Linked DNA regions of Homo sapiens: all the other regions are linked to region 4. The links are chromatin contacts, found by Hi-C or POLR2A ChIA-PET in ENCODE. All regions are on one chromosome and are shown on one strand. The core of a region is the stretch at or near the end of the contact, and the rest is flanking DNA. Distances in the headings are between cores, read along the strand shown. Region 1 holds the start of RBM22 (RNA binding motif protein 22). Region 2 overlaps CCDC69 (coiled-coil domain containing 69). Region 3 holds the start of GM2A (ganglioside GM2 activator). Region 4 holds the start of FBXO38-DT (FBXO38 divergent transcript).

Region 1 (2,700 bases), core at 38-2,537, 2.3 Mb before region 4:
AAGTGAATTGTATGATATATCCATACAATGGAATTCTACTCAGTAATACAAAGGAAGAAATTATTGATACATGTAATAATATGGATGAATCTCAACTACAAAATACTAAGTGAAAAAATATCAGATCCAAAAGGATATATAGGATTCCACTTATGTGACATTCTGGAAAAGGCAAAACTAGGGACAGAACACAAATTAGTGATTGCCATGGTTTGAGTATGGGATAAGTGGACTAACTACAGAAACAAGGGAACTTTGGGGATGACAGACAATTCCATATTTGACTGTAAGTGAATGTATGTACAAAATTCAAAACTAAAAAGGATAAAACTTTATGTAAATTATACTTTAAATCAACTTTTTTTTTTAATGAGGTGATTTAAATAAATGTGTTAGGTAGCTTGATGACACGGTAAGTATGAAAGTGGTACCAGAATGGCTTGAAACTCATAAAATATTGGCAGAGTGGTTATGAGTTATTCCAAAAATCAAATAATGCATATGTTGATTCGTAAGACCCTTGTCATTTCAGAAGCTGGAAATGAAACAGTACTAATGAATTTGTGGCTTCACCACTTTTTAGCTCCACAACCAGGAGCTATATCAGGAGAGATTAGGTTAATCTCTCTAAACCTGTTTTCTTTTCTATAAAAGAGGGATCATCATACTTGCCTACAGGGTAGAGTTACCAGATAAAATACAGGACGATTGGTTAAGTGATGTGAATTTCAGGTCAACCACGAATCCTACTTTAGGACGAGTAGGTACCATATATATTTATAATTAAAAAGCGATTCGCCGTTAATCTGAAATTCAACTTTAGACGTTCTGTAATTCGTGCGTGTGTGTGTGTGCATGTGTGTGTGTGAGTGACAGAGAGAGAGAGAGAGAGAGAGAGAGAGAGAGAGAGACAGAATCAGAATCTGGCAGCCCTACAGAGAGCCCTACAGAGAGGTTATGCGAATAAATAAGACACTGGAACCGCAAGACGTTCGCCCAGAGTTTGGCATAATAAGCGCCTCAGTGGTAGCGAACGCTATTTTAACCCCAGCCTCTGATGCATTACGTCTTCCTTTATTCTTTCGCCCAATTGTTAAATGAATCAACTGTACGTGTGGCCCTTCATTCCAAGCAGGCAAAAACTCGAAGGAAGCATCCAGGTGCATTATACCAGGACCCCAATTGTTAAGCTTAGAAATTCCAAGAGCGGGCGACGTCATGACGCAAAGGCCCCGCCCCGGAAGAAGCCCTAGACGCGTAAATAAGACGCCGACCGGCGCGGCGCTAGCCTCGGGGCTTGACGGGATTGTGGCGGTCCTCTCTCCCAATTCGGAAGCTACAGCTACCTCCGGACGCTCTCAAGATGGCGACCTCTCTGGGTTCCAACACCTACAACAGGCAGAACTGGGAGGATGCGGTGAGTGTGCCTGCCGGAGGAGGATGGAAGGAGGAGGCGAAGCCGCGCACCTTGCAAGCTGGCAGGACAGGGCCTGCGGCGCGGCCGAAGGAATACCGGGGAGGAGCCAGCGCGGCGGCCTAGCTTGGCCGGAGCAGGAGGGCGGAGGGCGATCCTCCTGCGGGCTTGAAGGGAGGGGGCTTAGCCAGGGTCCCGGGACCAGCACCCTTTCCATCCCTGCCCCCTCCAGCCTATTAGAGCTGGTTTTCTTTTCTCCCGCCGCCTGCCGGAAGTGCAGACAGCGCCCCCTCCCGCGATCGGGTCGTGATGGACTTCGGGTTCCTGCCGTGCCTAGTTCCCCACCCTCGCTTCCCGCCCCCTCGCCACCCCAAGTGTCACTGAGGTGTCAGGGTCTTCGGAGGGTGGTCCTCAACCAGATTTCCCATTTTCACCAGGACTTCCCCATTCTGTGCCAGACATGTCTTGGAGAAAACCCATATATCCGAATGGTGAGTGATCGCGTGTGAAACGAGTTATTCATGTCCTGTCGATGTTGTGGTACTTGCACACTGTGAAGTGTTTCTCTTAGACAAGCAGAAAAAATGATGCTCTTTTACTAACGCGAAGTGCTGGACGACTTGCAAAGAACTGTCATGTGTATTCTCTTACGAATCCGGTAACACTCCTGTAATGTAGGGGTAATAACGATAGCTAGTATTTGTTGAGCATTTACCTAGGAAATAGGTCTGTTGACCAGAAGGTGAGAGCGTTTGTGTCTTTTCATACAATAGTAAGGAATGGAGCTGGGATTTAAGTTCACATATTCTGGCTCTAGGAATGTCAGCATGATAGGAGGAGAACCAGAACTAGAAACTAGGTTTCCTGAATCCTGGTCAAATGCCTTTTGGCCAGTGTACTTTATCTCTTTAAAGTAAGCATTCCCCCTTTGTTACAAACTAGGGTAAAATTAGAACCAGTTAACAATAATAAGGTTAGGGCTGTATTATTGTGTAGTCGTAGAGGTGTTGATATGTTAGTATGTTCACGATGTTTGAATGGTTCAAGATGTTTGAATAGTTCTGTTTAAACAGAACATTTACTATATTCCGGGCATTGGCACAGGACAAGTCTACAGTAGCTACCTTTTGACTAAACTTTGTAAAGTGGGCGGGCCACAGCTGTATCCTCTCTGATTTAGGGATTGTGGAAAGCATTAGGAATGTTAGTTCTTGGGAGTGAACTTGGGAGCCAAAAATGAACCTAAGAGTTGTGGCTGTGGAAAGACACTCACTTACCTAGCATTA
Region 2 (2,700 bases), core at 149-2,648, 2.8 Mb before region 4:
CCTTTTTCTTGTTGTTGTTAATTTCTTTGTATATAAGTAATTCTTGAATGCGTTGTTGCTTTAAAAATCCTAAGAATTGGCCAGGCGTGGTGGCTCACGCCTGTAATCCCTGCACTTTGGGAGACTGAGGCGGGCGGATCACCTGAGGTCAGGAGTTTGAGACCAGCCTGACCAACATGGTGAAACCCCGTCTCTACTAAAAATACAAAAATTAGCCGGGCGTGTGGCACGTGCCTGTAATCTCAGCTACCCAGGAGGCTGAGGCAGGAGAATCGCTGGAACCTGGGAGGCAGAGGCTGCAGCGAGCCGAGATCGCACCACTGCACACCACTCGCTCTAGGTGACAGAGCAAGACTCAGTCTCAAAAAAAAAAAAAAAAAAAAAAAATCCTAATAATTTAGGTAAAATGTAAAATGGAAGCTACCCTTCCTTGACCACAGTAATTTTAGTCCATTCTCTGGAGATGACAACTGTTATCAGTTTGTGCTTTTCTAGGTACTTTTTCCTATGCATTTTTTTATCATTAGTAATAGTTGGCCGGGCATGGTGGCTCACGCCTGTAATCCCAGCACTTTGGGAGGCTAAGGCGGGCAGATCACCTGAGGTCAGGAGTTCAAGATCAGCTTGGTCAACATGGTAAAACCCTGTCTCTACTAAAAATACAAAAATTAGCTGGGCATGGTGGCACATGCCTGTAGTCCCAGTTACTGGGGAGGCTGAGGCAGGAGAATTGCTTGAACCTGGGAGGTGGACGTTGCAGTGAGCCAAGAATACACCACTGCACTCCAGCCTGGGTGACAGAAAAGAAATAGTTTAGTTTGGATATTGGTATTTTACCAAATGCCTTTCCATCTTTGTACATAAAGGTCTACTTCACTCTCTTAAACATATGAATGAAATGACATAGTATTATGTCCCTGAGTATATCCAGCCAGTCCTCAGTTTACAGCATTTCCCTACTGCAAATGGTCCTGCCCTGAGCATCCTGTGCATCCTCCTTGTCCTCACTAATGGGTACTTATTTCTGTTCACAGTGCTACTGTAGAATTAGGAGCATGCTGCGTGCAACTTGGGAGATGGCTGAGCTCTGTCATTCTCTGCTTTCAGGCAATCCCGCCCTCTCTTTTACAACCACCCTTACACTGTCTGCTGAAGAACAGGGGATGGTGTGGAGGGCTCCAGGTTCTCACCCAGGCCTCCTGAGCAAGGGACCCTCCTTTCCTGCTCTCCAGAGAAGCCCCCTCCATGACCAGAGCTAACAGCTGAGTGTGTCAAACTGCCTCTGCCCTGCCCAGAGCAAACAAGCCGGACAGGATCGACAGAAGATGAGATAGCAAGATGACCTCACTCTGCCCCTTCTTCCCCATCCACAGCATGTCAAAACCAGAAGGGCTCTTACGTATCCCATTGCACAATTCCATGCCATGCAGAGGAGGGTACAGAAGCACAGAAAAGGAAGAGTGTCCACTCAAGGTCACACAGCAAGCAGATGGCAAGCTAGGACCTTGGCTCTGGACTCTCAATTTGCCATTGGACTGTGAGACAGGTATCCAGGCGCTCAGCCTCAGATGGCAAGCTAGGACCTTGGCTCTGGCCTTCCAGTTTGCCATTGGACTGGGAGACAGGTATCTGGGCCCTCAGCCTGTCTCTTTCCCCACCCCCATCCAGCTACTGACACCATTTTCTGTCCAGCTCCTTCAGGGTCCTGCCTGCCAGGCTGACCCAAATGCTAGAAATAATGTCTAGTGCTTTTGCCAGCTCCAGGCCCTCTGAGGCAACCAGAACTAGCAGACACCCTGGGAAGCTGATATGGGACAAGAAAACGGGAGCCCTAGGGAGGAAGAAAATAAATAAGGTGTATTAGAAAGGCTTTCTCTAGGCCTCAGTGTCATCGTCTGTGAAGTGAGGCCTTGCACTCAAGGCCCTTCTGATGCTTGTCTGCTGTGGTCTGGCTCACCAGGTGCAGGGGTATTTAAGAAGGAAGTGGTCCTTTGCTCCCCTGAGACACCTCATCAGTTGGTCAGATAGGAGCAGTGGAGACCACATCCGCCCCTGACTTGTGTGCTCTGGGGGTCCTGCAGGTGTTCAGAGCATAGGCCGTGTCCCCGGTGCAGCGGAGTGGTGCAGCCTGGCACTTCTAACTTTAAGTTGGTTGTACAATCACATTGGACTGTCCTCCAGCCAGTGAGGAAATGTTGACCACACACTATATGATATGAAGGGGATGAATTAAATCTTTAATGTCCCTGGCAGTGTTTGAGTTTCAATGACATCAAATTCAGGCATTACTTTGGCAGAATATCTCTGCCCATCTTAGAGATGGGGAGGCTAAGGCCTGTATTTATGGTGTTCTGTCTGAGCTTCTGTAATTCGGGTGTGAACACTAACATTTCTCAACAGCCCTGATCATTTAGGCCCCGCCCTTCCTCCCCGAAGGCCCTGGAGTGGGGCCCCTTGGGCCACACTCCCCGCCTCCTTCCTGCCTCTACCCTCGGCCAATAGGCTCTGACTGTGGTTACTTAGATCCCAGCACTAGTGGTGCTGGGCCAGACACCGGAAAGGCAGCTCTGATATTGAGGAGGGTGTGACCTGAGCCCCTTGAGACTTAGAATCACCTCTCCCCTACAGGCTCAGCTACTCAGATAAAGCTGACCCTGGCATCAGGGGGACGGAAAGGACTCTAGCCTCAGCTGTGAGTCT
Region 3 (2,837 bases), core at 301-2,800, 2.9 Mb before region 4:
CAACTGTAGGCTAATGTAAATGTTCTGGGCATGTTTAAGGTAGGCTAGGCATGTTTAAGGTAGGCTAGGCTATGATTCTCAGGTTAGCTGTATTAAATGCATTTTCAACTTATGATGGGTTTATCAGAACATAACCTCATGGAAAGTTAAGGAGCTTCTGTATATAATACATTACTGACGATAGTCACCCTGGTGTGCAATAAATCTCAAAGCCTATTCCTTAGCAGAACTTGGTGGCCCACACCTGCAGTCCCAGCTACTCAGGAGACTGAGGTGGGAGGACTGCTTGAGCCCAGGAGTTTAAGGCTGCAGTGAGCTACAATCGCCCCACTGCACTCCAGCCTGGGTGACAGAGTGAGACCCCACCTCTACTCTCAACTTCTGTAAGTTCAACTTGGTTAGAATCCGCATATAAATGAGATAATAAAACAGAACTACCATATGAGCCATTATCCCACTTCTGGGTATATATCCAAAGGAACTGAAATCAACATTTCGAAGGGCTATCTGCACTCCCATATTCATTGCAGCATTACTCACAATAGCTAAGATATGGAAATAACCTAAGTGTCCATCAACAGACACTTGATGGATAAAGAAATTATCCATCAACAGACACTTGATGAAGAAATTATCCATCAAATTGAATGCATAAAGAAAATGTGGCATATATACACAACAGAATACTATTCAGCCTTTAAAAGGGGGAACATCTTGTCATTTGCAACAACATAGATTGAATCTGAAAGACATTGGGCTAGCTGCAATAAGCCAGGAACGAGGCTTTTTCAGGTGAAGGGATTACAGAACTTCCCTTTCCCAGGGATCTGCAGCACGGTGTGAATGAGAAGTGAAGGAAGAAGCGGTGTCAATGAGAAGTGAAGGAGGAAGCTTGGAGGGTACGGGGACTGTTGTCTCAGTGGCTCATAACCAAGGGCAGCGGGGTCACAGGCCTGGGTATTTGTCACCAGATGGGCAAATCTGGATCCTCTGGCCTGGAAAAGCTCTCAAACCCTCCCAACTCTCAGGAAGACCTCAGGGCATTCGAGCAGGGGAAGAGATGAGGCAGCAGGCCTTATCATGGGGGACATAAGGAGTGGGGGTCAGGAGTAAGGTGCAGGGTTAACAGGACTGAATCTCTGGGGGCAATGCCTTAGTTTTAAGGCTGTCTGCATTTTCACTCCGGCGCTTGGAGGGAGGGCAGGAGAGTGCAGACGTGAGATTAATCTCTCCAAAAAGGGCCTGGAGCAGAACAAGTCTTTAGAGGCCACCCTCATTGTACAGACCAGAATCCCATAATTAGTTACTTTGGAAGGCTCTAGTGCAGAGAACCAATTCTAGAGAACGGAGTGGCCACCCCCATATCTCAGCCAGACCCGCACACCCGTAGCTGGGCCAGGAGGCTGCAAACAGACTCTTAAAAGAGGGTGCACTCACCTTTTTCAGGTGGGCTTGCGCAGGGGCCGCGAGAAGCAAGCCCAGGGCGATCAGGAGGGGAGCCTGCATCAGGGACTGCATCGGGAAGGGTGGGTCAGGGCGGAGTTAACTGCAAGGTCTGTGGCGGCAGAGGTGCCTTTAAATGCCTTCCAGTATTGGTTACGCAAAGAAGCTGAGTCCAGTCACTGGCAGGTTCGCCCTGCCCCGTCCCGGCCAGAGACTTCCCGGCCGAGAATTGGACCGATTCCTCCCGGCTCCGCCCCCTCGCTCTTTTCATTGGAGCCTGTCTCTCTAGCGTAGGTGTCAAGGCCTTCCCTCTCTGGGGCGTAGGCGGAGTTGGAAGAGAAAGGGGCGGAACTGAGCGCGGCGGGGCTGAAGGCGGCTGGAACGGAAGGGAGCTTAGCACGAGGTTGGGGCGGGATCACGAGGGCGGGGCGGAGCTGCGCGCGCGGGAGGGGCGGGGGCGTGGCGCGAGGAGGGGCCGAGCGGAGTCGGGGGCGGGGCGGAGCAGAGCTCCTGGGAAGGGCGGGGCCGGGCAGGGGATGGGGCGGAGCTGTGGTTTGTGAACTCGTGCCGGGGCCGTCACCTTTGGAAGGACCTTTGGGAAACCGCGGATTCAGTGTTTTCATCCCCAAGTCCTTCCGGACAAAAATGTCAGACTCTCTGCCATGTTACGCTTCCCCATATGTGTGTCTTTTTTTTTTTTTTTTTTGCTTTGAGACGGACTCTCGCTCTGTCGCCCGAGCTGGAGTGCAGTGGCGCGATCTCGGCTCACTGCAACCTCTGCCTCCCAGGTTCAAGCGATTCTTCCGCCTCAGCCTCTCGACTAGCTGGGACTACAGGCACGCGCCACACGCCCAGCTAATTTTTGTGTTTTTAGTAGAAACGGGGTTTCACCGTGTTGTCCAGGACGGTCTTGATCTCTTGACTTCACGAATCCGTATCTTTTTAATAATTATAACCGTTATAAAAACTAACATTTAGTAACTGCTTGAAAGCATGCTAAGGACGCACAAGGGAATGCTTTTTTTTTTTCTTCCCCAATTTTAGCACTGAGGAAACTGATACACAGTGAGGTTAGCTCTGCCAAGGTCGCACAGCTAGGAAGGAATAGAGCAAGACTTCTTTTTAGACACCCCATCAGCCAAGATTTTGTCAGGTTAATATACTAGTTGGAGATTTGCTTTTAGAAAAAACAGGGATGTTGTTACCAATACCGCCAATTTACCACAGGATTGTAAACTACACAAGGGGTGGCATCATGATGCAGGCACTCATTTATACCCAGTGCCTGATGCATAATAGACAATCTGTTGAGTACATGAATGCATGTGTAGAATTTAAAACTCACCTGATCATCTTTTTTAAAGTAAACTTTTTATTTTGGTTTACAGAAAAGT
Region 4 (3,007 bases), core at 7-2,506:
CTCCAGACTGGACCTCCTCCTTCCCTGGGAAAATCATGGCTTTATAGAACTATTATTTTATCCTTCACTTGTGCTGGGGGAATGGGAAAGGGGATTAAAAACCAGTGACCTAATCCAACGTCTTCCTTTAGCAGATAAAAAAATCTCAAGTTCAGAGAGAGGAAGGGATTTGGCCAAAGTAAACCATCAAGTTAATAGCAACTTTGGAACAAAAATCAAGGTCTCCTGTTTTTCACTTTGTAGTGATTTACACTGCTGGTTTAGGTGTATAAAACAAAGTTTTCTGGACAGAGCTTCTCATTGCACAGGAACCTTCCTAAGTGACCAGTTGCCCTTGGCCAGCTTGGTGTCTGCAAAGAAACACGGTAGACATCTCTTAGTCAAATTCTGGGTGTGCAGAGTGCAGGGAGAATATGCTTTTCAGGTCTGTAAAGACTCCATGAAAAGGGAGTTAAGAATCTGATTTCCACAGCTAGGGCACGGACATCAAAGGCATCCAACACAGATAAGCAAACTGCAGCACAGAAAAGCTAATGGACCTAGACAAGGTCACACGGTGTGTAGGTGGAAGGGGTGAAACTAGAATTCAGGGCTCCTGATACTCAGGCGTGGCAGCCAAAGATGTGTTCACTGCTTCCTGCTCAGGGACATCTCCTCACTACGCTGAACACAGACCTCCTTCACTTTACTGGCCGAAACACCGACTTAACATTAAAATCATGAAATTCGTGACGCCCGGGGTGGGAGACAGTCACAGAAGCTGTCCAGTCCAACACCCTCACCCATTTCATTGAGGAAACTGGGGCCCAGAGAGAGTTCTTTATGCTGGATTTTGGGGCCAGGTTCAGACAAGCAGGCAACCCCCGCAAGCACGGCCTAGAAGGCCAGGAACTACAAATTCAACCCCTGATCTCTCAAGGAGCTCTAGGCCCCAAGGGGGCCAGAGGCCGAGCTTAAGCGGTCGGAAGTTCCAGAATCCCCACCCAGCTACCTCAGCCCTGCCGCACGCACTCCGGGCTTTGCCACCCCGCTCCCGGTCCCCAGGCCCACTCAGCCGCCGCCTCACCTACGCCGACCCTCCGCCTGTTATTGTGGTTGAGAGGGAGGGACGCTACAGACACTTCCCCGGCCCCTACCGCTGAGGCACTTCCGCTTCCGCCGCCGCTCGCATATTTCCGGAGTGTTGTCATCCGGGGCTGGAGCCTCAAACCCGTGTCCATATTGTGTGTGTGAAGAAGCATCGAAGCGCGGCAGCCATGTTCAGCGTGGCATTTCGGAAGGCTTGTCAGGGGTGGAGAAGCGGGGCGGGTTGCTGTTCTTTCACCTGACACTAAAGCGCCATGCCGGAAGCACTGAGTCTGATACGTCGGAACCAGTCTCCACCGTGTGGTTTGGTCTTGATTTCCACTGGTACTCTGGGGTCTTGGATAAGTCTCTGGACCTCGCCTTTGTCATTTGCGAAGTCGATAGGTTCCAATAGAGATTTTCCCAGAATCATTCAACTAAAAATAGAGAACTTTTTTTTTTTGAGAGGAAGGACGGGGGCGCAGTTAAAGATGTTAATGTTAAGTCATCCCTTCTGTGATTTCGGGACATTATCTTTGCACGTAAGTAATAGTATTTTACAGTCCAAAGGAATTTCACATGAGTGTCATTAAAAACTCTACACGACTCTGACATGTAGGCAAGGATCAACTTAATCACCTTTTCTGTTGTTTAATGGATAAGGAATTGTCTTCAGAGAGTGTAATTGATTTTCACAATGTCTCGCAGATGGACTGAAATTCAGATTTTTACCTTTTACATCCTGTGTTCTTGCCCTAATATACATGTAATTAATATGGGCTAAAATCCCTAGATTTAAATAGATACAAATACTTCTTAGGAAAGTTAGTGTGCATTAAAGCCATGTGAGACACAATTTGACAAGACGTAGCATTGACTAGGCTATTCTGCTGGAGAAGAAAAAGCTGAAGAAGGCTTGGGAATCCCATTTCTTCTTATTCTTTTCTTGATTGATAGCAGACCTACTGGTTTTTCCCCTCTTTCCCCAATATGGTTCGGCACCTTAGGTTTCAGCTTGTCTTAGGCAGTCACAGTTTTAGCTATCCCATTCCGTATGTCAAACCATATATCTGTGTTTTTATTTGGAGCTCTGGTAGGACAAACAAAACAAAACCTCATCATATTCATGTACTATTCATTGTAATCTCAGCTTTCATGTTACATTCTTCCTGTAATTGAAGACAAAAATGAATTTTTATGCTATTTGCTTCTGTCGGTTTCTTCATATTCAAACTTTAATAAAGGAAACAGACTTTAGCTTTTTCTGTTTCCCAGGTTATTCTGAAGAATAAATAGGAATTACGAAAGTTTCTAGTGCAGGGCATGGCATATTTAGAAGGCATTCAGTAAGATTTATTTCAGCACAATTGGCCTGAATTTTTAATTCAATGGAATATGATTTTCATTTTATTAGCATTCCTCCTTTTGTAAAAAGCACTGTAGTGGGACCTGAAATGAATACTCATGAGTAAGAAAGGTTTCCTACCTCAAGTTTAGAAAATTTCCTACCACAAATCATTGTAATAAATGTTAAAGATATTTTCTCACTGCTATGAGTGTTATATATAATAAGATATCAAAACTAGTTTTAACATTTTCAGGTAGAGCATGTTATATGTATCCCTTCATCTCTAGGATTTATTTGTACCTTGATGTTACAGGTTTTCATTAAAAAGGTCCTGAGTTAGTATTTCTCCTGTACAGTGGCACCATCATGGGGTCCCTGAGCGCTGCAGGAAAGTTTGCCCTACAGTAAATGACCTTAAACCGCTGTGTTGTTTTAATTTTCAATCCCCACTTTTTAATTAAATTCTAAAGTATCTCTTTTCATTCTTCCATGAGTTCTAGTATCAGCCCGTGTTCTTCCTTGAAATTCCTTAGGTACCTAAACAACAGATAATCCCTTTGTTAAAATGATGACTAATACTCAAGAGAAGTTTTG

What was found. A loop is a pair of places that touch in the nucleus more often than their neighbours do. ChIA-PET counts read pairs that join two places held with the same protein, here RNA polymerase II (POLR2A). Pooled maps may share reads with other maps.
Region 1: a pooled map shows a loop between it and region 4 (24-fold over the local background). The contact joins the promoter of RBM22 here to the promoter of FBXO38-DT in region 4. A Hi-C loop is called at or near these places in 8 of 50 pooled maps. POLR2A ChIA-PET finds 5 or more read pairs at or near these places in 2 of 52 experiments (T-cell and activated CD4-positive, alpha-beta T cell).
Region 2: a loop to region 4 is called in a map of naive thymus-derived CD4-positive, alpha-beta T cell, with 7 times the contacts of the local background. The contact joins the enhancer-like site here to the promoter of FBXO38-DT in region 4. A Hi-C loop is called at or near these places in 1 of 168 maps with a recorded cell type or tissue (naive thymus-derived CD4-positive, alpha-beta T cell) and 5 of 50 pooled maps. POLR2A ChIA-PET finds 5 or more read pairs at or near these places in 1 of 52 experiments (naive thymus-derived CD8-positive, alpha-beta T cell).
Region 3: a map of CD8-positive, alpha-beta T cell shows a loop between it and region 4 (7-fold over the local background). The contact joins the promoter of GM2A here to the promoter of FBXO38-DT in region 4. A Hi-C loop is called at or near these places in 3 of 168 maps with a recorded cell type or tissue (CD4-positive, alpha-beta T cell, CD8-positive, alpha-beta T cell and naive thymus-derived CD4-positive, alpha-beta T cell) and 10 of 50 pooled maps.

Annotation. Positions count from the first base shown.
Region 1 is chr5:150,699,649-150,702,348 of GRCh38, reverse strand. RBM22 (RNA binding motif protein 22) reads left to right here and starts at 1,287. Exons shown (of 11, transcript NM_018047.3): 1 at 1,287-1,417; 2 at 1,852-1,905. The coding sequence starts at 1,364. RefSeq lists enhancers at 492-1,268, 1,269-2,045.
Region 2 is chr5:151,214,094-151,216,793 of GRCh38, reverse strand. All of the region lies in intron 1 of CCDC69 (coiled-coil domain containing 69), which reads left to right. All of the region lies in intron 2 of LOC105378230 (a long non-coding RNA gene), which reads right to left. Among named protein-coding and RNA genes, the nearest start is that of CCDC69, 8.6 kb to the left of the region's middle. RefSeq lists enhancers at 1,847-1,906, 2,257-2,306. Within about 2 kb of position 1,398, at least 11 of the 41 ENCODE cell types and tissues checked have a DNase peak (open chromatin) inside an H3K27ac peak, as active enhancers do.
Region 3 is chr5:151,251,898-151,254,734 of GRCh38, reverse strand. It overlaps GM2A (ganglioside GM2 activator), which reads right to left and starts at 1,550. Exons shown (of 4, transcript NM_000405.5): 1 at 1,438-1,550. The coding sequence starts at 1,518. RefSeq lists a silencer at 1,590-1,939.
Region 4 is chr5:148,382,099-148,385,105 of GRCh38, reverse strand. FBXO38-DT (FBXO38 divergent transcript) reads left to right here and starts at 1,256. Exons shown (of 5, transcript NR_105057.1): 1 at 1,256-1,607. It overlaps FBXO38 (F-box protein 38), which reads right to left and starts at 1,148. Exons shown (of 22, transcript NM_205836.3): 1 at 1,067-1,148. RefSeq lists an enhancer at 1,172-1,371.